2 separate regions of the Homo sapiens genome follow, and region 2 is linked to region 1. Evidence: read pairs that join two places in POLR2A ChIA-PET (ENCODE). Cell type or tissue: OCI-LY7. All regions are shown on one strand. Links, peaks and the distances in the headings refer to the core of each region. The heading gives the core; the rest is flanking DNA.

The links. Peaks named below come from ENCODE experiments on the same cell type or tissue, not always from the same donor. Only the 100,000 strongest peaks of a DNase experiment are listed, where the experiment ranks them.
Region 2: POLR2A ChIA-PET joins it to region 1 with 7 read pairs; 3 of 35 experiments call an interaction of 5 or more read pairs at or near these places.

What each region holds. Positions count from the first base shown.
Region 1 is chr2:11,136,862-11,152,544 of GRCh38, reverse strand. CIMIP5 (ciliary microtubule inner protein 5) reads right to left here. Exons shown (of 3, transcript NM_001371321.1): 2 at 11,996-12,035; 3 at 1,228-8,625. The coding sequence ends at 8,434. Among named protein-coding and RNA genes, the nearest start is that of SLC66A3, 11 kb to the left of the region's middle. RefSeq lists an enhancer at 1-247. In OCI-LY7, for the core only: no CTCF peak of the experiment used is centred there; a DNase peak (open chromatin) is centred at 7,044.
Region 2 is chr2:11,260,957-11,276,639 of GRCh38, reverse strand. All of the region lies in intron 3 of ROCK2 (Rho associated coiled-coil containing protein kinase 2), which reads left to right. Among named protein-coding and RNA genes, the nearest start is that of ROCK2, 76 kb to the left of the region's middle. In OCI-LY7, for the core only: no CTCF peak of the experiment used is centred there; no DNase peak of the experiment used is centred there.

The DNA.
Region 1 (15,683 bases), core at 5,623-8,122:
AGCTCCCTGACTGAAGCTGGCCAAGGAGTCTCATTGAAACCACCTTTGCAAAAATTATAACAGGAAATTATGACAATGAAAGAAATCAGACCTAACTGACCCCATCTTGCTTCTAAACTTTAAGCTGTCCTGGTTCCTTCCTGGGCATAGGCTGAACCAACCTTGGGAAGGAATTTAGTTTATGGTTTGACTCTGAAACAAAATTAGTAATAATCCTTTCCCGAAAAGACCACCTTTGTGCCTTGGGACCTGTCTGCCTTTGTAGGACTAACAAATTAGCTACAAGATTAGAAATGACAGTTTAGGGTCAGGCAGCCTCTGGCTGCAAGAGTCTGAACCTTCCCAAATTGTTCCTGGGGATCACATCACTATTGTAAAACCTAAGATCAGTGCTTGAGGTATTTTGCAGCCCCTGCACTGGATGGATCAGCTGACACCACCCAGACCAATTATTTGGCTCAACCAGTTCTGCAATCCCCGCTCGGGAACAGAAGACAGCGAGAAAACTTCACTTCGACCCCCGTGTGATTCCATCTCCATCCTCACCAATCAGCACTTTCCACTTCCCAAGCCCCTACTGGCCAAATTATCTTTAAAAACTTCCATCCCCAGTCGGAGCGCGGTGGCTCACGCCTGTAATCCCAGCACTTTGGGAGGCTGAGGCGTGCAGATCACCTGAGGTCAGGAGTAAGAGACCAGCCTGGCCAACATGGCCAAACCCCGTCTCTACTAAAAACAAAAATTAGCCAGGCATGGTGATTTGTGCCTATAATCCCAGCTACTCTGGTGGCTGAGGCAGGAGAATCACTTGAATCCAGGAGGCACAGGTTGCACTGGGCCGAGATCGTGCCACTGCACTCCAGACAGAGTGGGTGACAGAGCGAGACTCCGTCTAAAACCAAACCAAACCAAACCAAAAACAAAAACACTTCCATCCCCGAATGCTCTGCTCAGGGAGACTGATTTGAGTAATAATTAAGCTCCAATCTCCCGCACAGCTGGCTCTGTGTGAATTGCTCTTTCCCCTGTCTTGATAAATGGGGTCTGTCTAGGCAGCGGGCAAGGTGAGCCCTTTAGGTGGTTACACCTTCACGTGGGAACATGGAATTGAGCAGAAACTGATTCCATGCCTCCCCCACCCTCACCCCCTGACTCTCTTCAACAGAGGAGATCTGAACTCGAGAGCCATTGGTGGTGGCAGTAAACCCAAAATATCTGAGACAGGTCTCAAGCAATTTAAAAGTTTATTTTGCCAACAGGTCCTGACGACACGTCCCCAAGGTGGCTGGGGTACAGCTTGCTTTTGTGCATTTTAGGGAGACCTGAGACATCAATTAATATATGTAAGATATACTTTGGTTCCATCCAGTAACACAGGACAACTCGAAGAGGGGGGCTTCCAGGTCATAGGTAGATAAGAGACAAAAGCTTGCATTCTTTTGAGTCCTTGATCAGCCTTTCAGTGAATTCACAATCTAGTCTGGCTCAGTGAATCTTCATTTTTACATACACAGTAGGTCTGAGGAAGCAATCAGATAAGCATTTCTCTCAGGTGAGCAGAGGAATGATTTTCTGTCCTGCACCTGTTAAGATCAGCTATCAGTTTACATTGCCAGGATGAATTCAACAGAAATGTTTCAGGGTAAAGTTTTGTTTTTTGTTTTTTTTTTTAATTCTTGGCATGATCCTGAGTAGGGTAAAGATCTTGAGGCCCACAAGGAATTTCCTTGTGGGCAAATTGTGAGGGAGGCATGTAGCTGTTTTATCTTTATAGCCATCTTATTCAGGAATTAAAATGGGAGGCAGGTTCCCAGCTTGACTTTTCCCTTAGCTTAGTGATTTTGGAGTTGAGATTTATTTTTCTTTCACAGTGGCCATTCCCCCACCTTCATTAAAAAAAAAAATTCCTAAACCACCGGGCACGGTGGCTCACACCTGTAATCCCAGCACTTTGGGAGGCTGAGGCTGGCAGATCACCTGAGGTCAAGAGTTCAAGACCAGCCTGGCCAATGTGGTGAAACCCTGTCTCTACAAAAATACAAAAATTAGCCGGGCATGGTGGCAGGTGCATGTCATCCCAGCTACTCGGGAGGCTGAGGCAGGAGAATTGCTTGAACCTGGGAAGCGGAGGCTGCAGTGAGCCAAGATGGCACCACTGCACTCCAGCCTGGGTGATAGAGCGAGACTCCATCTCAAAAAAAAAAGAAAAAAAATCCTAAACACAAATTTTTCGTTAAGCCACTTGCAAGTTTGTTATATACATCATGGGACTTTTCAGCAAACACCTCCTAAGAACAAGGGCTTTCGGCTGGGCACAGTGGCTCACGCCTGTAATCCCAGCACTTTGGGAGGTTGAGGCGAGTGGATCACGAGGTTCGAGACCAGCCCGGCCAGAATGGTGAAACCCCGTCTCTACTAAAGATACAAAAAATTAGCTGGGCATGGTGGCACGCACCCGTAATCCCAGCTACTCGGGAGGCTGAGGCAGGAGAATCGCTTGAACCCGGGAGGTGGAGGTTTGCAGTGAGCCAAGATTGTGCCATTGTACTCCAACCTGGGCAATGGGGTGAGACGCCGTCTCAAAAACAAACAAACAAAAAGAACAAGGACTTTCTTCTACAGAGCCTCAATGGACTCACCACACTCTGCACTTTCTCACTGATACAATGGTGTTAGCTAACATTTAGTCTGCAAAGTGTCCTTTAGAGCTGCTTTTGCTTTCACCCAGGATCCAGTCAAGGATCACGGGCTGAATCACTTCTTCAGCCTTTCTTTGTCTTTTATGACATTGACTTTTTTTATTTTTATTTTATTTTAATTAATTAATTAATTTTTTTTGAGATAGGGTCTCATTCTGTCACCCAGGCTGGAAGGCAGTGATCAGATCATAAATCACTGCAGCCTTGACTTCCTGGGCTCAGGTGATTCTCCCATCTCAGCCTCCCAAGTAGCTGGGACTATAGGCCTGCATCACCACACCTGGCTAATTTTTTGTATTTTTAGCAGAGATGCGGTTTCAGCATGTTGTACAGGCTGGTCTCAAACTCCTGAGCTCAAGCGATACTTTTACCTCGGCCTCCCAAAGTGCCGGCATTATGGGCGTGAGTCACAGCGCCTGGCAGACATTGACATTTTTGAAGAATCAAGGCCAACTCTTTGGCAGAATATTTCTCAATTTGGGTTTGCCAGGAGTTTCTTCCTGATTATATTCTAGTTACTTTTTTTTTTTTTGGCAAGAGTGCTTCCTAGGTAAGTAGGTAGCGTTGTCCTCAGTGAACCACACCAGGGGAGCACGGTGTCAGCTGTCCTGTTATTGGTGAGGTTTGGCTTAATAGTTTGGTTAAGGCAGTATCTTCTAGATTTCAGCATTTACCGTTCTCTAAGAATCTTTCACTCAGTCGTTTTAGTGTCTTTTATTGATTCTTGCCTAAGTCAGTTATTGCTGAGTCATTAAATGCTGATTTTTCTGTTATCATTTATTCTGCATTCTTCAATAGAAAAGAGTTTTCATGGCCAGGCGCAGTGGCTCATGTCTGTAATCCCAGCACTTTGGGAGGCCGAGGCGGGCGGATCACCTGCGGTCAGGAGTTCGAGACCAGCTTGGCCAACATGGTGAACCCCCGTCTCTACTAAAAATACAAAAATTAGCCAGGCATGGTGGCGGGTGCCTGTAATCCTAGCTACTTGGAGGCCGAGGCAGGAGAATCGCTTGAACCCAGGAGGCGAAGGTTGCAGTGAGCGAGATCGCACTATCGCACTCCAGCCTGGGGGACGAGAGCGAGACTTCATCTCAAAAAAAAAAAAAAAAAAAAGAGTTTTCATTAGTACTTAAAATTTAAAAAAATTATTGGTATGAACCCATGGATTATTTGTTATTGTTATTATTATTAATGTTATTTGGTGGGGCTTGTGGCACTGGCTGGGGGTGGGCATGGGCGTGGTCAGGGTGGCCTATTACTGTTCTTCATTTCGATGCTCATATTGTCCCAAATTTAGGCTGGTCCTTGTATCCCTTTTCCATATTTTCATCACTTTTTGAATTTTTCTTAGTTTCTGGCACAGGAAGTTGCTCCAGGCTCGCCTTGTACTTTCCGTGGATAGAAGTCATTTTTTATCATGTGGAAAGTTGGCTGGGCGCAGTGGCTCATGCCTGTAATCCCAGCACTTTGGGAGGCCGAGGCAGGTGGATCACCTGAGGTCGGGAGTTTGAGAACAGCCTGACCAACATGGAGAAACCATGTCTCTACTAAAAATGCAAAATTAGCCGGGTGTGGTGGTGCATGCTTGTAATCCCAGCTACTCAGGAGGCTGAGGCAGGAGAATCGCTTGAACCTGGTAGGCGGAGGTTGTGGTGAGCTGAGATCGTACCATTGCACTCCAGCTTGGGCGACAAGCTGGCGAAACTCCATCTCAAAAAAAAAAAAAATGTGAAGCAAGCATCCCTCCAGGCTTGCTATGGCTCTCAGGTCTTGATTCTTCCTTTCCTGAAGCCCTGCTGTCTCCTGGCCCTTGGTCTCCAAGTGCCCATCTCTTTATAGGTAATGCCCCCATTTCCTTTTGCTGGCACTGACCCTGCAGGCTTGGTGCCCACTTCTTCATGACCTCCTGGCCCATCCACCCTCCCTTGTTCTGGCCCAAACGAGCTGAAAGGCTGGCCTTGGGACTTCACTGCAGATGCCCCTCTGTCCTGGTTTTCTGGGCTCCCAGTGGGTGAGATGGGGAAGGTTAGAAGCAGGCGTCTTCTTGAAAAGAAGGCAGATGTGGCAAGGAGCAGAGGGTGGGTGGGGCTGGTTGTGAGGGATTTGGCGTGATGACAGGTCATTGCAGAGTACAGAAAGCAGTTCTGCATGCAGAAGCCATCAGTGTGCCTGCACAGTTCTGTTGGGCCCTTGCACCCTTGTGATGTGCCATGAGAAAAACATGCCCCAGGAGGCTTTCAGTCCAAGAGAATGAGAGACATGCACAAAAAACTTGAACCTAACCTGAAGTGTGGAGGCAAGTCTAGCCAAGCCCAGCCAAAATCAGCTGAGCCCCAGCTACATGCAGACCTGTGAGCAAGGAAGGGGGTGTTTTGTTACACAGCATTATCACAGCTGACTAATGCACTCTGTAAAAGAACTCAAACCCCTTTCTTCTTCAGTACTCCCTGAATGCTCAAAGAAGAGAATCCTGGAGCTGGAGATGCCCTTAAATCTGTCTTCTTCCCTCCCGCGCCATTTTATAACTGTGGAGACTGAGGCCTGGAGCGGGGAAGGCAGCATGGAGAAGTCACACATGAGATGGATCCTGGCTCTTCACTAGTTGTGAGACCCTGACCAGATTGAATGAAGTGTTCGGCTTAGTTTCCAAACCTCTCAAATGGTGACAATTCTAATACGTGCAAAAGACACAATGTGGGTAATGTGCCAAGCCCAGAGTCTGTGCTTATAGGTTGCATTGTCTGTAAGTGGCTGTGCTTCCAGGAGTGGCAGAACCGGCGCTGGTCCCTGGCCCTCCTCACTGCCCTCCAGGGCACTCAGTGATTCTCTCCCCTCTGCACAGGCCTGACCACTTGCAGCCATCCTTAACCTTGACTTTTCTTGTGCCTCTCCCTCCCTCAAATGGAAATCTTCTTTATTTTGAGTGTGAGAATAATATAAGGCAGGCTCAGGGCAAAAACGTAGATTGGGTCTTTAAGGAGCCTCCAGCATCTTTGTACCCACCCAGCCTAAGGACGAGCACTTGACCTTCATGGGATGCAGCCAGGATGTGACCAGGACCCCTGGCTGTCCTGGCCACTGACCTTTACCCAGCTGATGATCTCAGAGTGGAGAGGGAGCCCAGCTTCCATGTCAGACACTGAGAAAGAAGGCGGTGGCCTCCAGATCCAAGTAGGAAGGGTTGGGCCTCTTCCTGGCCAAGTCACACTGGGCCTGGTCTGCTCCATCACACAGTCGCTCAGGGCCAGGGTATGGCATGAAACACAGGGGCTGTTGCATGGAAATAACGTGTCCTGTCCTGTGTAACTCCTGGAAACACCGATGATCTATTCTTGATGGTAGTAGGGATCCCAGAGATTGGAAAAATCAGTTTTTCCTTTCTCAAGAATCAAGAGACTTTCTTTAAGCAGAAAAATCCTGTAATTTGCTAAATTTGGGGGAATCAATTCATTGAGGATTAAAGGGGACCCATATAGCATAATGCTTAAGTATATAGTCCTTGGAGCCAGACTCAACTGCTGAGTCTGAACCCCAGCTTCACCACTTGCCAGCTGTGTGACCTTGGGCAAGTGACTTAACCTCTCTGCGCTTTAGTTGCCTCATTTATAGGAGTATCTATCTCATAGGGTTGCTGAGAGGATTAAATGAGTTAATGCATGCAAATAACAGTGACATTTAGCTACTGCCGAATAAGACCCAAGCAAGCATCAAAGACAGAGCAGTCATTTCAGCCCCTGCCCCATTTTTCTCTCTTTTCTGGAGGCCACGGCTGGGGTCCTGCAGAGAACACTGGGCTTCAAGCTTGAGGCCTGGCATTAATGTATGTTCGGGATTTTATTTCACCTCTCTGAATCTCAGGTTTTGCCTGTATTAAATGAATACGAAATCCCTGCCTGTTGATTCTCTTGGGTTGTTGAGAAAATAAATTTAAAATGCTTTACCCTAGAAGTGTGGGCTATTGTTTTTGTTTTGGCCAGTTTTTGTTTATTTTGTTTGTGTGTCAGTGTGGGTGTCGGGAGATTCTGCTCCACGAGCTCACTCAGGGCTCCAGGCTTGGTCCTGACATGCTCCCTCCATCTTGTGCCCCTCTCTTCCCTGCATCCTCCAAGTCCTCTCCCTTCTTCAGCTGATGGGGAAAGGAGAACAAGCCAATACCTGGAGTGTCTCATGGACCAGGCCTGGAAGGGAGACCTAGGGTTTTTGCTCCCATTCCACTGGCCATGGCTCTGTCACATGCTCCACCCAAACCAAGGGAAACCACAGCCTGGCAGAGCACCCAGGAAGAAGAGGAGAATGCGGATGTTTGAAAGAATGAATCCATTTGTGTTTTAACCAACAAAGAGGAACTAAGCCTTTTCTGCATTTTTTTGCTTAAATATAAAGGTTGTGATATAATCACAAGGGTCCTTAAAAGGTGGAGGAAGTGAAACCAGATGCCTGTAATCCCAGTGCTTTGGGAGGCCAAGGTGGGAGGATCATTTGAGCCCAAAAGTTCAAGACCAGCCTGGTCAACATAGTGAGACCCTATCTCTACATAAAATTTTAAAAATTAGCCAGGCATGGCCGGGCGCAGTGGCTCACACCTGTAATCCCAGCACTTTGGGAGGCTGAGGCAGGCGGATCACCTGAAGTTGGGAGTTTCAGACCAGCCTGACCAACATGGAGAAACCCCATCTCTACTAAAAATACAAAAAATTAGCCAGGCATGGCGGCACATGCCTGTAATTCCAGCTACTCAGGAGGCAGAAGCAGGAGAATTGCCTGGACCTAGGAGGCGGAGGTTGCGGTGAGCCAAGATCACACTGTTGCACTCCAGCCTAGGCGACAGTGCGAGACTCTGTCTGGAATAAAAATAAAAAAAAAATTAGCCAGGCATGTTGCCATGTGTCTGTATCCCTAGCTACTTGGGAGGCTGAGGTGGGAGGATTGCTTGAGCCCGGGAGTTCAAGGCTACAATGATTTATAATTGCATCACTGCCCTCTAGCCTAGGTGACAGAGTAAGACACTGTCTCTAAAAAAAAAAGAGAGAGAGAGAGAAAGAAAGAAAAGATGAAGGAGTGAGGCAGGAGAGAGCAAGCGATAGAGACTGATTTGAAGATGCTAGGATGCTGGCTTCAAAGACGGAGTAAGGAGCTGCCAACTAAGGAATACAGGCTGCCTTGAGAAACTGGAAAAAATGTGGAAATAGATTCTTCCCCAGATACTCCTAAAAGAGCACAGCTCTGCAACATGTCACCCATGTCAGAGTTGTGATCTTCAGAGCTGTAAGATGATACGTTTGTGTTGTTTTAAGCTATGCAGTTTGTGCTCACTTGTCACAGCAGCTGCAAGGAGTGAACACACTGAATCGCAGGAGGGGAGACGGAGGCACAGAGTGTTGCAGCAGCCAGCTCAAGGTCCCACAGCTCATCAGGGTCACAAGCTGGATTTGAACCCAGGCATTCAGTGCTCCTGACCACAATGCAGGGTCCCTTTCATGGGGCACCCATGAGTTCCCAAGCTGGAAGGGCTGGGGATTGTACGGCCGTGGACCAGTTACTGACTCCTCTGAATCTTACGTGTAAAAAGTGTGTAAGAGTGACCCCTTGGGTCCCCTGGAAGAGTGTCCTGCAGCTTACAGACAGTGCAGACCCAAGCTGCCTTGTGTGGGGAGCTGACTGGTGCTGTTGTGGGCTGGGTCTCTTGTCCCCACCCACACCCACCTGGGGAAGGCCAGCCCAGCCCTCCTTGCTCCTAGATGGGCTGCATCTGGTCCTCCAGCTTCTTCTTCCGGGCCCCTTCTGTGAAGAAGAAGTCCATGCGGATGAGAGTCTGTCCCAGGGGTGTGTCCAGCCTGCTGCCCACAACCTGGTTCGTGGAACTGGGAACTGTGTCCGAAAAGAGAGGCACATGGTCTGGCAACTTCTCAGGCTCCTTCTTGTTGCCCTGAGGAGAGGGGACAGCTCGGGTCACACAGAGCGTGGAAAAAGGAGGACCTTAGAATGGGAGAAAACAGAGCAGAGAGCAGCTGCCTCTCTTTGTGAAGCATCTCCAGGTGATTCAATCCTGGTTTGGACTTGGGATCCCCCAAGAGTGACCCGATGCCACAGCCTCTGCCAAGCTTGTCCCTCCTCTTCCTCCACTTCCCCTTCCCCAGGTGCCTCCCAGATCCCTTAACTTTCATGCTGCGACCTGCAGAGATCAAGGGAAGGATCAGGTCTTATTCCCCTTTCTATCCCCAGGACTAAGATGCCACTTTACATCTGGTGGGAGGTTTTGATTTTTTTTTTTTTTTTTGGTAAATTTGTACTTAAGAGTATAACATTCACACAGAAAACGCACAAGCCATCACTGTCCAGCTTGACAAATGTTCACAAAGTGAAGATGCCCATGTGCCCAACCAGATCAAGGGGTATGATCCCCTCCCCCACCTCCTTTCAGCCCCTCAGCCCCTGTCTCTGCTCCCAAGGCACCCTGACCTTGACCTCTAATGCCACGCATTAGCTTTGCCTGGTTTTGAACTTTACATTAGTGGAATCATGGCTCTTCTGTCTGGCTTCTTTCTCTCAACATTATGTGTGTGAGATTCATTCAGCTTTGGAGTGTGGCTGCCGTTCATTCATTCTCAGTGCTGTACGTTACTCCATGGTGTGAACTGTACTCCATGGTGTGAACTGTACTCCATGGTGTGAACTGTGTGAATATCACACAAGTTATTCACCTGTATCACCACTGATCACACTTGGGTTGATTCTAGTTTGGGGCTTTTATGAGTAGTGCTGTTTTGGCCATATGTGAACGTGCGTTTGGGTAAACTCTGTAACGGATGCATGCATGAATGAATGACTAAATGTAATCTGATGGCCAGGCACCATGGCTCTTGCCTTTAATCCTGGCACTTTGAGAAGCCTTGGCGGAAAGATTCAGACCAGCCTGGGCAACATGGTGAGACCCCGTCTCTACAAAAAAATACAAAAATTAGTTGGGTGTGGGGGCACGTGCATGTAAGCCCCAGCTACTCAGGAGGCTGAGGTGGGAGGATCACTAGAGCCCAGGAGGTTGAGGCTGCAGTGAGCCATGATCATGCTACTTCACTCCAGCCTGGGCAACAGAGTGAGACCGTATCTCAAAAAAAAAAAAAAAAAAAAAAAATCTGACAAGTGGGAAAACATCCTCAGCTCTTCCTGCCCCTGTTTAGGGTTACCTTTCTGCTACCCTGTGTCTAATAGAAATGACATGACCTGTCAAGTAAGGAGATCATGGTTTTCACCTGGCAAAGTCCATGCCGAGGTGGCTCCACCCTTTGGCCATGATGCAGATTTCAGTAGTCAGGTTGCTATCATGTAGCCCTTAGCAGGGAGAGACTCTTACAGGCTGGAAGCCCAGACCAGATGCACAGGTCGGGATATCAGGTCCCATGAGCTGAATTTTCCCTCCAGAATAGACAGCAACAAGTCCAGCAGGTCCACAATGCAGGCATTAAAACTTTCCTCAACCTGGCAGGGTCCAGGTAAGCATGGCCACCCCCTCGAGTGACTTTCCATATTGCTCATCTTCCAGGTTGGTTCTTTGACCATCTTTTTTTTTTTTTTTTTTTTTGAGACTGAATTTTGCTCTTGTTGCCCAGGCTGGAGTGCAATGGCGTGATCTCTGCTCACTGCAACCTCTGCCTCCCAGGTTCAAGCTATTCTCCTGCCTCAGCCTCCCGAGTAGCTGGAATTACAGGCATGCACCAGCACACCCGGCTAATTTTTGTATTTTTAGTAGAGATGGGGTTTCTCCATGTTGGTCAGGCTGGTCTTGAACTCCCAACCTCAGGTGATCCACCTGCCTCGGCCTCCCAAAGTGTTGAGATTACAGGCGTGAGCCACCGCATCCAGCTGATCATCCTTTTTGTAGTGAGATCCATCTTTCCATTCATTCATTCATCCAGCATGAACTGAATGTTCACTCTTTTATGGTCTCTGGGGGATGGGGCAAATGCTAGGGTTGTGATAGGGTGCAGTGATGAATTCATATTCATCTTTTCTCTTTTTAAAAAATAATGTTATTTTTGTAGAGACAGGGTCTCCCTATGTTGCCCAGGCTGGTCTTGAACTCATGGGTCCAGGTGATCCTCCCACCTCAGCCTCCCCAAGTACAGGCATGGGCCACCATTCCTGGCCTCATCCTTTCTCTTAAGGAGTTCACAGCTGGTGAAATTGGGCATTGCAGTATTACATTACATGGAATACCAAAATAACGGGTGAGATATGCTGGTGAATCAAAGGAAGGAGTGATCTGGTCAAGCCTGCCCAGGAAGGTGAGATTCCCTAGAAGAGGGGGCACTAGAGCAGGATCTTGAAGAGTGAATAGGAGTCCATCAGGCTGACCAGGTGGAAGGACATTCCAGCAGGGGACGAGCATGCCCAAAGGCATAGATAAAAGAGTGTTGTGGGGGCTGGGTGTGGTGGCTCATGCCTGTAATCCCAGCACTTTGGGAAGCCGAGGCAGTTGGCTAATTGAGGTCAGGAGTTCGAGACCAGCCTGGCTAACATAGTGAAACCCCCTCTCTACTAAAAATACAAATATTAGCCAGGCATGGTGGTGTGCACCTATAATCTCAGCTACTCAGGAGGCTGAGGCAGGAGAATCACTAGAATCCAGGAGGTGGAGATTGCAGTGAGCCAAGATTGCACCACTGCACTCCAGCCTGGGCGACAGAGCAAGACTCCATCTCAAAAAAAAAAAAAAAAAAAAAAAAAGTGTGTTGTGGGGTCTGTGTGGGGTGGGTAATGAGGCTGGGGAGATAGATGGTTTAGATCACAGGAGGCTTTGTAAGCCACCTGAAAATTTCAGACTTACTGAAGCATTTTAATCAGGGGAGCTACATGGCCAGTTCTGCCGTTTAGGGAAATTAGTCTGGTGGCAATGTGGAGGATGGATTGGAGGTGGTGATACCAGAGTCAGGGAATTTGTTTACAAAGTATTTTTACCCAATCTCATTGTCCTTCTCGGGCACGCCACACAGATATGACTACATATTGCTGCCATCCTCAATCAGGGGAGACATTTCAGCAACAGATGCCTGTCATTTCCAATTGGTTCATCTTAATAAAATTAAGAAACACTGAGGGAAACACATTTCTAAATGCTTCATGTAACTGTTTTCTATCCAACGGACCCTGCATTCCTTGAAACAAGAGTGTATTTGACTCATCGCTGCACATCCAGTATCTGGTGTAGAGTAGATCTTCAATAAATGTTAGTTGAATGATGGAAAGAATGAGTAATATTCAATTGCAAGTATGTTTGGCAGGAACATATTTTACCTTACCATTGGGTCATAGTCTTTCAGGAAACTCCAGTTCTGAATCCTGGAAAGGAAAAACATGTTGGCTGTGTGAGTTCCTTCCAGGACATTTTTACCAATGACTTTCACTGTGTCAAGTCAATGCAACAATGTATCACGTGGAAGAACTAAATAATTTTTTTTTTTTTTTTTTTTTTTTAAGACGGAGGCTCACTCTGTCACCCAGGCTGGAGTGCCGTGGCGCAATCTTGGCTCCCTGCAAGCTCCGCCTCCCGGGTTCACGCCATTCTCCTGCCTCAGCCTCCCGAGTAGCTGGGACTACAGGCACCCGCCACCGCGCCTGGCTAATTTTTTGTATTTTTAGTAGAGATGGGGTTTCACCGTGGTCTCGATCTCCTGACCTTGTGATCCGCCCGCCTCGGCCTCCCAAAGTGCTGGGATTACAGGCGTGAGCCACCACGCCCAGCCTTTTTTTTTTTTTTTTTTTGAGAGGGAGTCTCGCTCTGTCACCTAGGCTGAAGTGCAGTGGCATAATCTCAGCTCACTGCAACCTCTGCCTCCCAGGTTCAAGCAATTCCCCTGTCTCAGCCTCCCAAGTAGCTGGGACTACAGGTGCATGCCACCACACCCGGCTAATTTTTGTATTATTAGTGTAGATGGGGTTTCACCATATTGGTCAGGCTGGTCTTGAATTCCTGACCTCAGGTGGTCCACCCACCTTGGCCTCCCAAAGTGCTGGGATTACAGGCATGAGCCACTGTGCCCAGCCAGAACAAAATAATTTTTAAGTGAAACAAATGCCAAGTGTCAAGCAGGTATTTATGGTGTATCCTACCAAAGGAACAAACATTTCAATTTCCAATGACTTTTCCTAGAACGACAAATATGATGTCACTATGGTGGGGCTGCCTAAGGAAAGCAAAGGCTACCATCTCGCCCTGCCTCTGTGCATTTCAGAAGGCTACAGTAGGCAAGCATTCTCTGAAGAAAAAAGTTTTCACATCCCCAAACCTTTGTAACTTTCCAATGTGAGTGATAGAGGAAGGCTAGGGAGAGGTAGGAAAAGGGAGGGACCATAAGGATAGTATTAGCTTGCACTGGCCATTTAGTTTTATTTGAATCTAATCTTAAAAAGTCAAACAATTCTACAAAACATAATAAAAACAGCCTTCTCTGTCCCCATCCTCACAGCCCCTGAGCCCCACATCCTAGAGTCAAACCTTTGCCAGCCTTTTAGCTGTTTCTTCAGGCCTTTGCATCCATATTTTGAAATAATAGGATTCTACTGCTGTATTATGCCATTCTTGCCTTGCTATAAATAATACCTGAGACTGGGTAATTTATAAAGAAGGTGTAGGACAGGTGCGGTGGCTCACGCCTGTAATCCCAGCACTTTGGGAAGCTAAGGTGGGTGGATCACCTGAGGTCAGGAGTTCGAGACCAGCCTGGCCAACATGGTGAAACCCTGTCTCCACCAAAAATACAAAAATTAGCCGGGCATGGTGGCGGGCGCCTGTAATACCAGCTACTAGGGAGGCTGAGGCAGGAGAATCGCTTGAGCCCAGGAGGTGGAGGTTACAGTGAGCAGAGATCAAGCCACTGCACTCCAGCCTGGGTGACAGAGTGAGACTCTGTCTCAAAAAATAAAAATAAATAAAAATAAAAATAAAAAAAAGAAGGTGTAATTGGCTAACAGTTCCACAGGCTGTACAGGAAGCAGGATGCTGGCATCTGCTTAGCTTCTGGGGTGGTCTCAGGAAACTTACAATCATGGTGGAAGGCAAAGTGGCAGCAGGCAGGTCACATGGCCAGAGCAGGAGCAAAGGAGAGAGAAGGGAAGTGCCACACACTTTAAAAGAACCAGATCTGGTGAGAACTCACTACTGTGAGGACAGTACCATGGGGATGGTATAAACCATTTATGAGAAGCCACCCGCATGATCCAATCGCCTTCCACCGGGCCCCACCTCCAAAACTGGGGATTACTATTCAACATGCGATTTGGGTGGGGACACAGATCCACACCATATCCACTGCTGTTTCTTAATATTTTTTAAAATTTAAACTTATCTATCGACTTTCTATTATGGGAGATGAAGAGTTATCATTCTTACCCCTGCCCTTCCCTTTGTTCTTTCAAAATCATTATAGATCTCAGTTAAATTGATATGTATCGTTTTGATTCTTATGATTATGTAAATGTTATCCCCTGGTGAACTAAGGAGTGCAATATACCCCAATTCTGTTCTTGTACAACCTTGTATTCTTTCTAGAGCTAATAGAGAAATTACATTTCCTCCCAATTTTATTTAGGCTTCTATGTACTGATCATTGATTTCACATGCTCCAACAAAACTGAAAAGTCCCTCTCAATATTATTTTCTACACAGTCATGTGCATCAGATAATAAACATTCCTTTAAAACCTTTCTGCCAGGCGCGGTGGCTCACGCCTGTAATCCCAGCACTCTGGGAGGCCGAGGCAGGCAGATCACGAGGTCAGGAGATCGAGACCATCCTGGCTAACACGGTGAAACCTCGTCTCTACTAAAAATACAAAAATTAGCCGGGCGTGGTAGCGGGCACCTGTAGTCCCAGCTACTTGGGAGGCCGAGGCAGGAGAATGGCGTGAACCCGGGAGGCGGAGCTTGCAGTGAGCCGAGATGGCACCACTGCACTCCAGCCTGGGTGACAGAGCAAGACTCCGTCTCAAAATAAAGAAAGAAAGAAATAAAATAAAACCTTTCTTAGACACCTCCTCAGAAGCCCCATATCCTCCTGCTCCCACTGGCCTAGCCATGCCTCAAGATCACAGGCTGGTCTTTTCCTTCACCAACACACTGGCATCCCCCTCTTTGGGAATTCCATGTCTCACTTTCTTGTTAATGCACCTGTTTTTGTGGAGCACCTACTCCAATATCTGTGGACTCATGCATTTCTTTGGTTCTGGAAAATTCTCACTTACTTTCTCTTTAGACATTCTCTCTCCCATTCTCTCCTCTGGGAGTTTTGATTAAAGATAGGTTGGACCTTCTTGTTCAGTTTCTCTACGTTTTTAATTCGTCATTTGTGTTTTCTGTCTTGATTTTCTGAATAATTTCTCCTGTCTTGAGTTTATGAAGTCTCACTTCAGTTATGTCTTATATTTCAACTTTATATATTTTTATTTCTACAAGTTCTTTTTGTTTTTTGTTTTTTTTTGAGATGGAGTCTCACTCTGTCACCCAGGCTGGAGTGCAGTGGCACAATCTCGGCTGATTGCAGCCTCTGCCTGCCGGGTTCAAGCAATTCTCCCTGCGTCAGCCTCCTGAGTAGCTGGGATTACAGGTGCACACTACCATGCCTGGCTAATTTTTGTGTTTTTAGTAGAGATGGGGTTTCACCATGTTGGCCAGGCTAGTCTCGAACTCCTGACTTCAGGTGATCTGCCCACCTCAGCTTCCCAAAGTGCTGGGATTATAGGTGTGAGCGATTGTGCCCGACCTCTTGTTTCATTTTTATAAGCAGGCTACTAGAAAATTTAAGCTATGTGTGTGGCTCACATTGTATTTCCGTTGGGCAGCACTGCCTTGCACATTCCTCTTTGGGCTTTCCAGGCCTTGCAAAACTCTTTCCCCTTGGTCTTTATGCCTCCTTGTGCCCCTGGCTTTCTTCTCTGGTGTTTCCTGGCAGCGTCTCTGCCCTTCTAGTAAATGTTACAAGTTCTGTCCTGC
Region 2 (15,683 bases), core at 6,189-8,688, 120 kb before region 1:
CAAGAAACATCATTGGAGTTACAGGGTTTGCATTGACTCTAGGTTGTTTTGGGTAATGGTCATTTTAACAATACTAAGTCTTCCAGTCTAATAACAAGGGACTGGGTTCCATTTACTTATGTCTTCTTTAATTCCTTTTAGCAGTGTTTTGTAGTTTTTATTAGATGTCTCTTTCAATTAAGTTAATTCCTAAATGTTCTTTTTGATGTTATTGTAAATGGAATTGTTTTTGTAATTTTCATTTTAGATTGTTTATTTTTAGTGTATAGAAATATAATTGACTTTTGAGTGTTGACTTTGTATGCCGCAATTTTGCCTAACTTATTCTAATACATTTTTTGGGAGGTGGGATCTTTAGGATTGTCTACATAAAAGATCATAAATCACTTATGGACAAAGATAGTTTTATTTATTTTTTATTATCTAATTTCTCTGGCTAGAACTTCCAGTGCTATGTTGACTAGAAGTGGCACAAGCCTTTTCTTGTTCTTTATCTTAGCGGAAAAACTTTTAGACTTTCACTATTGAGTATGATATTCACGTGGGTGTTTCACATATGTAGTTTATTACGTTGAGGTGGTTTTCTTTTACTCCTGGTTTGTTCAGTGTTTTCTTTTTGTAAATCATGAAAGAGTGTTGAGGCAGGGCACGGTGGCTCACGCCTATAATCCCAGCACTTTGGGAGGCTGAGGTGGGCGGATCACCTGAGGTCAGGAATTTGTGACCAGCCAGGTCAACATGGTGAAACCCCATCTCTTCTAAAAATACAAAAATTAGCCGAGTGTGGTGGCAGGCAGCTGTAATCCCAGCTGCTAGGGAGGCTGAGGCAGGAGAATCTGTTGAATCCGGGAGGTGGAGGTTGCAGTGAGCTGAGATTGCACCACTGTACTCCAGCCTGGGTGACAGAGCAAGACTTTGTCTCAAAAAAAAAAAAAAAAAAAAAAGATTGTTGAATTTTGTGAAATGTGTTTTCTCCCTCAATTGAAATGATTATGTGTTGCTTACCTTTATTCTGTTAATGTGGTTTAATACAGCGATTGATTTGCACATGTTTTACCATCCTTGGATTCTAGGAATAAATCATACTTGGTCATGATGTGGAAACCTTTTAATATACTGCTGATTTCAGTTTGCTAGTAATTTGTTGAGAATCTTTCTGTTAATTTTCAGAAGTGAAACTGGTTGATAGTTGTTTTCTCGTACAGTCACCTGCCCTTACCTGTAGTTTTGCTTTCTACAATTTCAGTTGCCCGCAGTCAACCAGGGTCTGAAAATATTACATACAATAAGGTATTTTGAAAGAGAGAGAGAGACCATATTCATATAGCTTCTATTAAAGTATATTGTATAATTGTTCTTATAATTCTTTTTTTTTTTTTTTTGACATGAAGTCTCGCTGTTGTCCCCCAGGCTGGAGTGCAATGGCACGATTACGGCTCACTGCAACCTCTGCCTCCCGGGTTCAAGCGATTCTCCTGCCTTAGCCTCCCGAATAGCTGGGATTACAGGTGCCTGCCGCCACGCCTGGCTAATTTTTGTATTTTTAGTAGAGATGGGGATTCACCATGTTGGCCAGGCTGGTCTCGACCTCCTGACCTCAGGGGATCTGCCCGCCTTGGCCTCCCAAAGTGCTGGGATTACAGGCATGAGCCACTGCTCCCGGCCTGTTCTTATTATTCTTAATTTTTACTGTTGCTTAGTTTATAAATTGAACTTTATCATAGATATGTATGTATAGGAAAAAACATAATATATATATAGGATTCAGTACTCTCCATGGTTTCAGGTAACCACTGGGGTCTTGGAATGTATTTCCTGAGGATAAGAGGGGACTACCGTGATGTCTTTATCTGTCCTTGGTATCAGGGTAATGCTGGCCTCATAGAATGAGTTAGGAGGTGTTCCTTCCTCTTCAGTTTTCTAGAGAAGTATGAGAATGATTGATGTTATTGAAATATTTGGTAGAACTCACCAGTGAAGCCATTAGGTAAAGAGCTTTTCTATGTCAGGAAAGTTTTGGTTACTGAATCAATCTCTTTACTAATTGTAGGTCTATTTATATTTTCTGGTTTTTTGTGTGAGTTAGTCTTGGTAGATTTTGTGTTTCTAGGAATTTGTCTGTTTTATCTAAGTTATTCTATTTGTTAACATAGAATTGGTCAGAGTACTCTCTTAATCATTTTAATTTTCGTAAAGTGGGTAGTAATGTCCCCACTTTTATTTCTGATTTTAATAATTTGAGCATTCTCTGTTTTTTTAATTAGTCCATCTAGCCAGAGGTTTGTGACTCTTTTGGATTGTTTCAAAGAACCAACTTTTGGTTTCATTGATTTTGTTGTTGTTGTTGTTGTTGTTGTGTTCTCTGTTTTATCTTTGCTCTAATCTTTATTATTTCCTTGCTTCTGATGGCTTTGGGTTTAGTTTGTTTTTCTCTTTCTAGTTTCTTAAATTGTAAAGTTTCGTTTTTAATTTCAGATCATTCTCGTTTTTTTAATGTAAGCATTTATAGCTATAAATTTCTCCCATATACTACTTTTGCTGTATTCCGTTAAGTTTTTTGTTGTGTTGTTTTCATTTGTCTCTGGAGTATTTCCTAATTTCCCTTCTGATTTCTTATATGATTCGTTGGTTATTTGTGTGTTGTTTAATTTCCATGTTTTTGTGGATTTTCTCATTGTAGTTATTTTATCGAAGTCTTTTTTTTTTTTTTTGAGATGGAGTCTTGCTCTGTCACCCAGGTTAGAGTGCAGTGGCGCAACCTCGGCTCACTGCCAGCTCCACCTCCCGGGTTCACGCCATTCTCCTGCCTCAGCCTCCTGTCTTTTATCGATTTCTGACTTCATCCCATTGTGGTTGGAAAATATACTTTGTATGTCTATCTTTTTAAATCTTTTGAGACTTAGTCTGTGGCCTGACATATGATCTGTTTTGGAAAATGTCCCATGTGCACTTGAGAATATTATATATGTTATTATGTGTTCTGTATATATCCCTAAGATCTAGTTAGTTTATTGTGTTAAGTCCTCTGTTTCTTTACTGTATTTCCATACTCCATTCTATTAAGTGATAATAGAGAATGAAAGTCTCCAACTATTATTATAGAGCTGTCTATTTCTCCCTCAGTTCTGTTTTTGCATCATATATTTTGATGGTCTGTTACTAGGTCTATAAATGTTTGTAATTGCTGTGTCTTCTTACTGTGTTGAAACTTTTATTAAGATATAATGTTTTTTTTTGTTTCCTGTAACCTTTATTGATTTAAAGTGTATTTGGTCTGATATTAGTATAGCCACTTCTGCTCTCTTTTGGTTACTATTTCCATCCTTCCACTATCAATCAGTTTGTGTCTTTGGATCTAAAGTGATTATCTTATGGACAATGCATAGATGGATCTTTTTTTTAATTCATTCTGCCAATCTCTGTCTTTTGATTGGAGAGTTTAACTCACTTACATTGAATGTCATTACTGGGAAGAAGAATTTATTTCTGTTATTTTGCTATTTGTTTTCTATATGTTGTAAAGCTTTTTTTTTTTTTTTTTTTTTGACCCTTATTTCCTGCATTTCTCTTGGCTTTTGTGTTCAGTTCATTTTCTTATAGTGGTATGTTTACATTCTTTCTCAATTTGTTTAGTATGTATTCTGTTTTCTTTGTAGATACCATAGGCATTACATTTAACATCCTAAACTTATAAAAATTCAGATGTCAATTTATACCAGCTTAGCTTCAAGAATATACAGTAACTCTTGCTCTTTTTTTTTTTTTTTTTTGAGACAGAGTCTTGCTCTGTCGCCCAGGCTGGAGTGCAGTGGCACCATCTTGGCTCACTGTAACCTCTGTCTCCCGTGTTCAAGTGATTTCCCTGCCTCAGCCTCCCGAGTAGCTGGGGTTACAGGTGCCCATCACCGTGCCTGGCTAATTTTGGTATTTTTAGTGGAGACCATGTTGGCAAGGCTGGTCTCAAACTCCTGACCTCAAATGATCCACCTGCCTCGGCCTCCCAAAGTGCTAGGGTTATAGGCGTGAACCACTGCAGCCGGCCAGCTCTGCTTCTTTAACAGCTCTGCCCTCACCCTTTCCAGTTGCTGTCACAGAATTACCTCCTTATTCATTATGTGCCCCAAACCATAAACTAATCACTTTAAATGCATCAATTTTTTATATAGAACAAAATGGGTTTATGAAACAAAGTTTCAATAATACTAGCTTTTAGATTAATAATTTAAAAATATGTATTGGCCTTTTAAATCATGTAGAAAGCAAAAAGTGCAATTATAATCCATTATTACAGTAATACTGGACTTTATAATTGTGTGTGTATTTACCTTTATTGAGATTTTTATTTCTTCACATGACTTCAACTTACTGTTTAAACAGTGTGTTTTCATTTCACCCTGTAGGACTTCATTGACCATTTCTTGCAGGTCAGGTCTACTGGTAACAAGCTCCCTTAATTTTTGTTTATCTGTTAATGTCTTAACTTTCCTGTCAGTTTAGGGAAAACACAACAACCAAAAAACCCAGTCAAACAATAACAAAGCTTTGTCACTTTCCAAGGCAGTCCTTTCCTCAGATCTGCTCCAAATGAACCTTTCAATTCTACTTTTTTTTTTTTTTTTTGAGATGGAGTCTCGTTCTGTCTCCCAGGCTGGAGTGCAGTGGTGTGATCTCTGCTCACTGCAAGCTCCGCCTGTCGGGTTCACGCCATTCTCCTGCCTCAGCCTCCCGAGTAGCTGGGACTACAGGTGCCCGCCACCACGCCCGGCTAATTTTTTTAGTAGAGACGGGGTTTCACCGTGTTAGCCAGGATGGTCTCGATCTCCTGACCTTGTGATCCGCCCGCCTCTGCCTCCCAAAGTGCTGGGATTACAGGCGTGAGCCACCGCGCCCAGCCCCGAACCTTTCAGTCCTTTCAACCTCAGATGGCATTGTTTCAAGTTCCCAGAGCACCATACCCCTTGAGTATATCCTATCAATATGCCCTTTAAAACAGGGCAACAGGTTTCTGGTTGCACAAGTAAGGAGCTTGGAAATCACCATCCATCCTAACAACAAATAAAATGCTGAAGAGACTGAAAAACCAACAGTGCTTCCGGGATCCAAAAGACAGGTGAGGACACCAAACAAACCACTGACCCCAAACTAGAGAGACAAACAAATAGCCATGGCTATAAGATCCAGGATTCATAAGCAGAAATTGCCACGAGAACCAGTGCTGAGGTAGGAAAACCTGAGCTGTAACTGACAAATTGCTGGGGGCTAAGTGGTGGTCAAGTCAGACAATTAAAAACTTGCAGGGGACCCAGTTATAGGTGAGCCCCCACACCTTTACAGATTTTATATCCAAGAGCTCAACCAGAGTCTCACAGTGAATATTGGAGAAAAATCTCCTCATGCTTCCAAGAAGATTAAAGGGAAAGGAACATTTTGAAATATGCCACAGCATTTGCTTCTTAACAAGGCCTGCCCTCCAGATGTAACCAGAGCATAATGGAACTTGGGGAAGGTTAATACACAACTCCAGCCCACACTAGCCATCCTATGACTCAGAAGCACATTTAAAGTTCACAGTATAGAGGCATAAGGATTCGCTGAGACCTAATCATAAGACTATAGAACACTGCCCACAAGATTGTAGAACCTAAAACTATAGGAAACATTGCCTCACTCTACACCTTATATTACTAAAGACCTATTTACAGAAGTTCCTTTTACTCAATGCATCATGTCCCGCTATCAAGGAAAAATTACAAAGCATACTAAAAGGCAGGAAAAAAGATTTTGAAGAGACAGTAAGCATTAGAAGCAAACATGGTAGGAACACTAAAATTATCAAACCAGCAATTTAAAAGAACTTTGATTAATATGCTAATGGATAAAATAGCATGCATGAATAGAGTGGTGATGTGAGTAGAGAGATAGAAATCCTAAGGAACAAGTGAAAATAAATTCTAGAGATCAAAAACACTTTTAACAGAAATGAAAAGTGCCTTTGATAGACTTATTGCTAGACTGAACAAGGTTGATAAAATATCTCTAAGTTTCAGGATATATCAATAGGTACACCCAAAACTGAAAGCATGTAGAGGGAAGACTGAAAACATCAGAACAGAATTATCACAGAACCATGGAACCACTAGAAAAGGTGTAAAATATGTGTAATGGGAATACAAGAAGAAGAAAAAAACAACAGAAGAAACATTTGAAATAATAGTGAAAATTTTACCCAAATTAATGTCAGACACCAAACCACAGATCCAGAAAGCCCAAAGAACAGAAAGCAGAATAAATGTCTTAAACGTTAGATTTAGGAATATCATTTTCAAACTATAGAAAACCAAGCATAAGAAAAAGCCTGAAAGCCAAGAGAAGAAAAAGCCTAACAAACCACACTTTACCTATACAGGAACAAAGATAAGAATTTTATCTGACTTCTCCTCAGAAACCATGCAAGCAAAAAGAGTGGAATAAAATTTTTAAAGTATTGAGAATAAAAAAGAAAGCAAAATTGCGAATAAAAAAGAAAGCAAAATTACCAATCTAGAATTCTGCACTTTAGGAAATTATCCTTCAAAAGTGATGGGGTGGCTGGGTGCAGTAGCTCATACGTGTAATCCTGGCACTTTGGGAGGCCAAGGTGGAAGGATTGCTTGAGGCCAGGAGTTTGAGACCGGCCTGGGCAACATAGTGAGACCCCATCTCTACGAGAAAATTAAAAATAATTAGCCATATGTGGTGGCATGTGCCTGTAGTCCCAGCTACTCTGGAGGCTGAAGTGGCAGGATTGCTTGAGCCTGGGAGGTCAAGGCTCCTGTGAGCCATGATCATACCACTTTACTCCAGCCTGGGTGACAGAGCAAGACCCCATCTCTTAATGAAAAAGCACACAAACACAAATGATGGGGAGAGAGAGGATTCTGAAAAGAGAGGGGAGTAACAAGCAAGAGGAATCTCTTTCGTTACCTGGACAACAATCACACCGGCAGAATATGTCTTATATCCGAAGAAACAGGAAAATGTATATAGGCCATTCAAAGAAAACAAAAACAAATCAAAAGAAACCGTCCTTGAAAAAGACCTGATGGCCAATATGGCCGATCCATTCAAAAAAGATTTTTTTTTTTTTTTTGAGATGGAGTCTTGCTCTGTCACCCACGCTGCAGTGCAGTCGTGCAGTCTTGGCTCACTGCAACCTCCACCTCCCGGTTCAAGAGAGTCTCGTGCCTCAGCCTCCTGAGTAGCTAGTATTACAGGCGCCTGTCACCACACCTGGCTAGTTTTTGTGTTTTTAGTAGAGATGGGGTTTTGCCATGTTGGCCAGGCTGGTCTCAAACTCCTGATCTCAGGTGATCCGCCTGCCTCAGCCTCCCAAAGTGCTGATATTACAGGCATGAGCCACCACTACTGGCCAAAACAAAGACTTTAAAACAGCTATCCAAAAGATGCTCAAAGAACTAAAGGAAGATGTAGAGAAAGTCACGAAAGTGATGTATGACCAATATGAAAATATCAGTAAAGAGACAGAAAACCTAAAAAGAAACCAAAAAATTTCTAGAGCTGAAAAGTACAATAACTGAAATAAAAAACACTAAAAGGAGTCAAAGGGGCAGATTTGAGCCGGCAGAAGAATCAGCAAACTTGTATATAGTAAAATGAAGATTACTGAGTCTGAGGAACAAAGAAAACAGATTGAAAAGTGAACAGAGTCTAAGGGGTATGAGTAGGACACATTCAAATAGAACAAAATAGATACTGTGGGAGTAACAGAAGAAGAAAGAGACAAAATATTTGAATGGGTGTAAACTCCCGAATTTTGATGAAAGCCATGAATATCCAAGAAAGTCAACAAAATCCAACTAAAATGAACTTGAACTCAAGGAAATCTACAATGAGAAATCTTACGGTCACACTTGAAAATTACAAAGAGAATTTGAAAGCAGCAAAAGAGAAGTGATTTGTCACATACAAAGAATCTTCAATAGATTATGAATAGATTTCTCATCAAATATTTCAGAGGCCAGGAGACAGTGGGCCAATATATTCAAAGGGCTGATAGAAAAAAAGTCATCTGTGAATGCAGAGACACACACACACACACACACACACACACACACACAGTGCAAAACTGTTAAATACACACACACACACACAAGGAAAAAAACACACACACACAGTAAAACTGTTACATCCGGAGGGCTGACCTTAAGAAGCGAATGCTGTGGCATATTTCAAAATGTTCCTTTCCCTTTAACCCTCTTGGAAGTGTGAGGGGATTTTTCTCCAATATTTACTGTGAGACTCTGGTTGAGCTCTTGGATATAAAATCTGTAAAGGTGTGGGGTCTCACCTATAACTGGGTCCCTTTCAAAGTTTTTAATTTTCTGACTTGACCACCACTTAGCCCCCAGCAATTTGTCAGTTACAGCTCAGGTTTCCTACCTCAGCACTGGTTCCTGTGGCAATTTCTGCTTGTGAATCTTGGATCTTGTAGCCATGGCTCCCTTTATTTGTTTGTCTCTCTAGTTTGGGGTCAGTGGTTTGCTTGGTGTTCTCCCCTGTCTTTTGGATCCCGGAAGCACTGTTGGTTTTTCAGTCTCTTCAGCATTTTATTTGTTGGTAGGATGGATGGTGATTTCCAAGCTCCTTATCTGTGGAACCAGAAACCTGTTGCCCTGTCTTAAAAGGCATATTGGGGCCAGGCGCGGTGGCTCACACCTGTAATCCCAGCATTTTGGGAGGCTGAGGCGGGCAGATCTCCTGAGGCCAGGAGTTTGAGACCATCCTGGCTCACACAGTGAAACCCCGTCTCTGCTAAAAATATAAAAAATTAGCCGGGCTTGGTGGCGTGCACCTGTAGTCCCAGCGAGCCGAGATCGTGCCACTGCACTCCAGCCTGGGTGACAGGGTGAGACTCCATCTCAAAAAAAAAAAAAAAAAAGGCGTATTGATAGGATATACTCAAGGGGTATGGCGCTCAGGGGACTTGAACAATGCCGTCTGAGGTTGAGAGAATTGAAAGTTTCATTTGGGGTACATTTGAGGAGAGGACTGCCTCAGAAAGCAATGAAGCTTTGTTATTGTTCGGGGTTTTTGTTGTTGTTTGTGTTTTTTGGTTTTTGGTTTTTTTTTTTTGTATGTGAAAATGGTGAAGCTTTGGCTTTTAGAATTTTGGTACTGTGGTCGGGAGAGTGGGAGATTAGATGACATGACAGTTGAGTTATAGAAGAGCCTAAAGATAGGGAAAATATATAGTAGTTGAATCCTAGCTCTTCCATTTTCTAACTCAGAGATCGTGGTGACCACAGGCGTGAGTCTTTCTGAGTTCCCACCTATAGCATAGAGATAATTATACCTATCTTATGGGAGTCATTATGGGGGATTAATAATATAAATAAGCCTGGTCAAAGTGCTTCCTAAGGGTTAATTGTATTATTGCCTATTGGTATATAGATTCATGCTGTAAATATTTTAAACAGATGCATTGTTTCTGCATACCTGTGTAGTTATGGAAGAGATACAGAATTTGGAGTTGAAATTTGGAAGGAATATGACAGACCTTGATTTATCATGTCTTAATGGCAGGATATTCACTGTACTGTGTTAATTTGATCATTACAATTTAATCTGTTAAAGGAAAGAGAAGAAAAAGGAAGATGTATAAATAAAGAAGGCTTTTATTTTTGTTTTTATCATTAATTTTTCATCTCAAAATTTGTTTTGGCTACAAAATATGCAGAAAGAAAGTCTTAATTTTTAGAAATGAAAAATATTTTAACATTCCATTAATCTGATGACCTGACCCAAGAGTTTATAGCATGTTTGTTTTAGCTTTAATTCTTGGTTCTGTTTTACTTTATGTAGAGATTCTTTAAAATAAGGATAAGAATCCAAAGGAGAAGTGCAGGTGCTTCTTTCATAGCCTTTTAAAGTTGATTCGTATACAGTAAATAAATTAGTATGGCGGATATGTGTGGACTGTTCCACATTTGGCACATCTTTATGAGTATGTTTTTGTAGACATTTGAAGAAAGTTTTATAATAGTTGGTGCAAATTTGTCCTTTTATGTGAAATACTTTTTCATTTCAAGTTAAAAATGCATTACCACAGAGGATCTGCCAATTTCTACAGATAGAATTCTCATTGTACAAGTAACTTTAGTATGTCACAGTAGGTATTGCACAGTACAGTCATGCGCAGCATTATGGTGTTTTGGTAAATGATAGACTGCATATATGTCAGTGGTCCCCAAAGACTATAATGGAGCTGAAAAATTCCTTTTACCTAGTAATGTCAGCTGTCTTAAGGTCATAGCCATCTTAATGCCGTAGTTCCAACACATTACTCATGCAACTCAATAGTGAGAAAAGAAACAAGCCCAACAAACCACCATGAACATATTTCTGAAAAAAGTGACACCTCCTCAAGAAGTACCTCAGGCAGGTCCCTCAGGAGGGATTCCAGGAGAAGGCATTGTTACCATAGGAAATGCCAGCTCCATTCATGTTATTTCGCCTGAAAACCTTTTAGTGGGACAAGATGTAGAGGTGGAAGACAGTGATATTTATGATCCTGACCCTCTGTAGGCCTATGCTAGTGGGCGTGCGTGTTTTAGTTTTCAATAAGAAAGCTTTAAAAATCTAAAAATAGAAAAAGGACCACAGGTGTGTACCGCCATACATGGCTAGTTTTGAATTTTTTTTTTTTTTTGTAGAAACAAGGTCCCCCAGTGTTGCCCACACTTGTCTCTAACTCCTGGCCTCAAGCAGTCCTCCTGCTTTGGCCTCCTAAATTGCTGGGATTACAGGTGTGAGTAATCCTGCAATCCCACTGTGTAATCCCCCTGCTTACTTCTTATTCCTAAGAAAAATGTTAAGTGACATTAAATTTTTTCCTGGTCGCTGTTTTATTTTAAACTATGGAATTTAATATATGAATGCATTCTCATTCACAAAGGTCTAAATTGCTTAGAATTAGGTGGAAAAACGTGTTAAAACCTCCATTTATCATGTTTCTTTCTCCCTATTACCATTTTCAAACATAAAGGTAACCACCCTTTTTGTATCGTTTCACTGCTTGGTGATTTACAGACATTTGGAGACTGTTGCAAAACTAATGTTGAATTATTTTCAGTGGGTATTTATATTTTCTCCTAATCATTTTCATTCTAGGAAAGTTTAAAACTTTTCGCTATTGAGTTATGAAAATTTCCCTTGAAATTAAGAATTATGTAAATGATGAATATGTTCACAGTAGAATAATGAGAAAATAAGCCAACGTTATATTTTTAAAATTCACCTGTAGTGTTAGAATTGAGAGAGAACTACTCTTATTAATTTGATATCTAGATTTCCAACTTGCCCATTTCTGAAGATAAATGTAATATATTTAAGTCTTAAAGGATCATTATATACATAGTTTTGTAATTTGTGTTTTTTAATGTAGTAATAAATGGTAGCATACACTCTTTTAGCAGTTGTAACATGCCAGCCAGACTTTTAATCCATTTGTATTTAGTAACCTAGGTCTTCACAACAGTCCTTTCAGGTAAGTATTATTACTATTATGCCCATTGTACAGATGGGAAAATTAAACTCACGTAGTTAGGATAAATAACCCCCAAAGTTCACATAGCTGCTAAGTGGTTGAAATGAGATTTGAATTTAGGCAGAGGATTCCAGAGTGTGTTCTCTTTGACATATGGTCATAACCATCTTTCCATGTCAATAAATATAGACTTCACCTGTACTTGTATTGGCTGTATAGTATTTCACTTTCATCTCACTCAAACTCTTAGTAATATTCACATATCTTCATTTCTTGAAAGGATTTTTTCTTTACAGGCTCTTCCTTCTAAGTTTCCTTCATGGTTCATTCTCTACCTGACTTCTAAATTTGTAGTTTCCAATGGCCAGGCTCTTTGTTTATTTGCCTTCTTAAGGTAAGCTCATGCATTCCTGTGACTTTAAATACAGTTTATATAATGGCAATGCTCAAATTTACAGTTACTGCTCGGAACTTTCTACTTTGCTCCCCAACTCATATCCACAGTGGCTTATTTGACATCTTCATGAAGATGTGTCATAGATCTCTAAAATGTGTGAAATCAGAATGTTTGATTCCCTCTCTAACTTTGTTCTTCCTCCACAAATCTGTTCCTTCTCTTTCTGATCGTAGTAAATGGCTCTTGCATCAACCTAGTTGTTCAAGTCAAAAAATTAGGAGTCATCACTGATTACTCTTTTTTCTGTCAACTCTTATAGTTAATTTTTCAGTAAGTCCTGTTTCTGCTTTCATAATATTTCTCCAGTCCATCCACTTTTACTGTCATCACCTTCATCAGGCCACTCCATCGTTATCCAGTTATGTATGAACACCTGCTTTGCATTCTATTTTCCACTTCTGCTAACAGTGTTTCACCATTGTTACTATTAATCTTAGGTTGTGAAGTGCTGATAAAGACAGTGTCAGGACTCTGCTTATTACATCTATAAATTCACACTATCCAAGCTCAGTTAGACTGACATTACTATTTAGCAGACCATCTTCCTCCTGCTTGAAATATCCTTGCGTTCTCATGTATTACTCCTATCCCCATTCCTGGTTTATGTGTAGTGGAATTAAGAGTGGAGCTTTTTAGCATACATGTTTTTTTTTTTTTCATCTTTTTTCTTTATTTCCCCACCTCCTTATATTGAGTTAGATAAAAAATGGGAATTCTACATCTGATCTGACTAATATAAACTGCTGTCAAGGTGACCTTATAAAATATATTTATGTACTATCTCTGCTGTATATTCAATGGATCTTTTTCCAACCAAATGAACTATGAAAACTTCATCCTGGCCCTCCAGGCTGCCTTTTAAGGTGTTGCCAATTAAAAAAAAAAAAACTTTAACCCTTATCTTCCACTGAGCTATTCATTGTAGTCAGGCTGCTCATTTCAGAGCATGCTCTTTGTTTTTTTTTGTGTGTGTGTGTGTGTGTGTGCCTTGTGCTATAGTTTATATATATACTTTGATTTCTTTTTTTTTTTTAATAATGTAAAACTTTGGATGCAGGAACTGTGTCTTTCAAGTACTTTTGGCATTTACATCAGGGATTCATAGCTGTTCTACATAGTTCACTTGTATCGGGAAGATTATCTTACTTAGTCAGGAACACAGTTTTGGAGGAATATCTGTAGAGCAGCAGGAAGAAAAGGAGAACCCTTACTGTAGGCATTTGTCAGTTCAACCCAGACATTGGTAACTAATGTGTGTGTGTGCAACCAGATCATATCTGGAGTTAGATTTTTCTTGTCTTTCAGTATGCTGTATAGCACAGAAACTTGAATGTAGAAAGTTTTCATTGAAGAATTGACTGTGATCCTTCCTGATCACTGGGCTTATTGCTTCCTGGGCATCCACTGGCTTTTAATTTAGTTTTAAGCCAGGCTTTTAAAGTAGAACCAACCAGGAGGCAAGGATGTTGGGGGCATGATTTTCCAATGCTACTCATGTAAACTCAACTTTTTAATTCCTTTTTTGGAATAAAACAGGCTCTTCACTGTTTACAGGGTTATTTCTAAGTTGCAAAAATTATCTCTCAACATGTTTTTGTAATTTCTGTATCCCCCATTTGATCTTGGCTGCCACAAACAGAAAATGTGAGAACATTTTTTTTGTGTATCTATGGTAGAAACAGTAACTGCTCCAGGTCTGTCAAGTAGATTCATTGGATCTTCTTATAAAAATAATATATTTTTGTTAATAAAAATAAATTTGAAAATTTCAAATGAGGTGTTTTACTTAGAATGATGTTCAAAAGTTTTTGTCCATAAGTGTTTGAGGAGGTCCATTTTAGGATTTTCCAAGTGTATTAGTCTGTTTTCATGCTGCTAATAAAGACATACCCGAGACTGGGCAATTTACAAAAGAAAGAAGTTTATTGGACTTACAGTTCCACGTGGCTGGGGAGGCTTCACAATCATGGCAGAAGGCAAGGAGCAGCAAGTCACATCTTACATGGATGGCAGCAGGCAAAGAGAGCTTGTGCAGGAAAACTCCCCCCTTATAATAACCATTAGATCTCATGAGACTTACTACTTACTATCATGAGAACAGCACAGGAAAGACCTGCCCTCATGATTCAGTTACCTCCCACTGGGTCCCTCCCACAACATATGGGAATTCAAGATGAGATTTGTTTGGGGGCACAGCCACACCATATCACCATGTATGTCTCTGGCTACACTTAGGAATGTCTCATCTATTTAAGTTTTTTTTAAGCTCTACATATTAGCTTCAGAAAGTACAAATAAAAATAAGAATAAAAATTACCAAAGATTTTATCAGTTATGTTATAACCCCTGTTAACTTTTTGACCATTATTTATTTTTTTGTTCTTTGTTTTTTTTCATATGTATAGCCAGTTAGATGGTGTTTTTACACTCATCCACTTTTAAAATTAAAAACAAGGGATGTAGCAATCTTTTCTATACAAAGAGAAACACTGTAATAGGAGCAACGTTTTTATCCTTTAGGTACTCATAGACTAGTGACGGGAAATTCATGTCATACTACATAACAGAATGAGCTAAATTCCATTTGTCTGTGGTGGAGTCAGCTAACATTTTCATTGAGGATATTCTGTGTGCTGAATATTTATAGCCATTATCTCATTTTATCTATGCAATAACTCTATGATATGATGTAGATGAAGCCATTGAAATTTAGAGATTAGATAAATTGGCCACATAGTTCATAAACAGCTAGGAGTTTGCCCAGGTTTGTTGACATTTAAATCCACGCTTGCTACTTCTTTCTTTATTTATTTAAGACAGAGTCTTGCTCTGTGACCCAGGCTGGAGTGCAATGGCGTGATCTCGGATCACTGCATCCTCCGTCTCCTGGGTTCCTGGGTTGAAGCGATTCTCCTGCCTCAGCTTCCTGAGTAGCTGGGATTACAGGTGCCTGCCACCACGCCCGCCTAATTTTTGTATTTTTAGTAAAGACAGGGTTTCACCATGTTGGTCAGGCTGGTCTCGAACTGCTGACCTCATGATCCACCCGCCTCAGCCTCCCAAAGTGTTGGGATTACAGGCATGAGCCACCAAGCCCGGCAAATCCATGCTTTTAAACATTACTCTGTATGGTGTGATAATGAACAGTCACTGTATCTGACTGTTCATCTGTGTGTCCATCTGTATTGAATAAAGGAGAAGGAGTTGAAGAATAAAGGGAAATCTACAGAGATGCTGAGGAAAATAATAATAAAATAACTTGGAAAGAGACATCCTCAAAGGATAATCAGTGGAAACCAGCTTTGCTAAAGTAATAGCACTTTATTGTGGTACTTGTAACATGACTGCTAACGAATTATAAAGGTATGGTATAGATATTTGGCATAAATAAGCTTATTGCCTCTTAATGTTTGCTCTGTAGATTAAGTTATGTCAAAGACCACAAGCTGATGGTTCCCAGCTCTTGATTTATGAGCCAGGAACTGTCCTGTCAAAGCAGTTTAAGTGAAATTCAGGCCCTATGAACTAGAACATGTAGCCAAAATATTCTAAAGTTTTGTAGATATCCTACAGATATATGATTTTGTTGAATTAGTCAATTTAGCATTGTGCCAGCCACTACGCAGTCTCACAAATGAAAGTATGTGTTATATTCCTAAAGGAGCGTATGAAGTAGACATG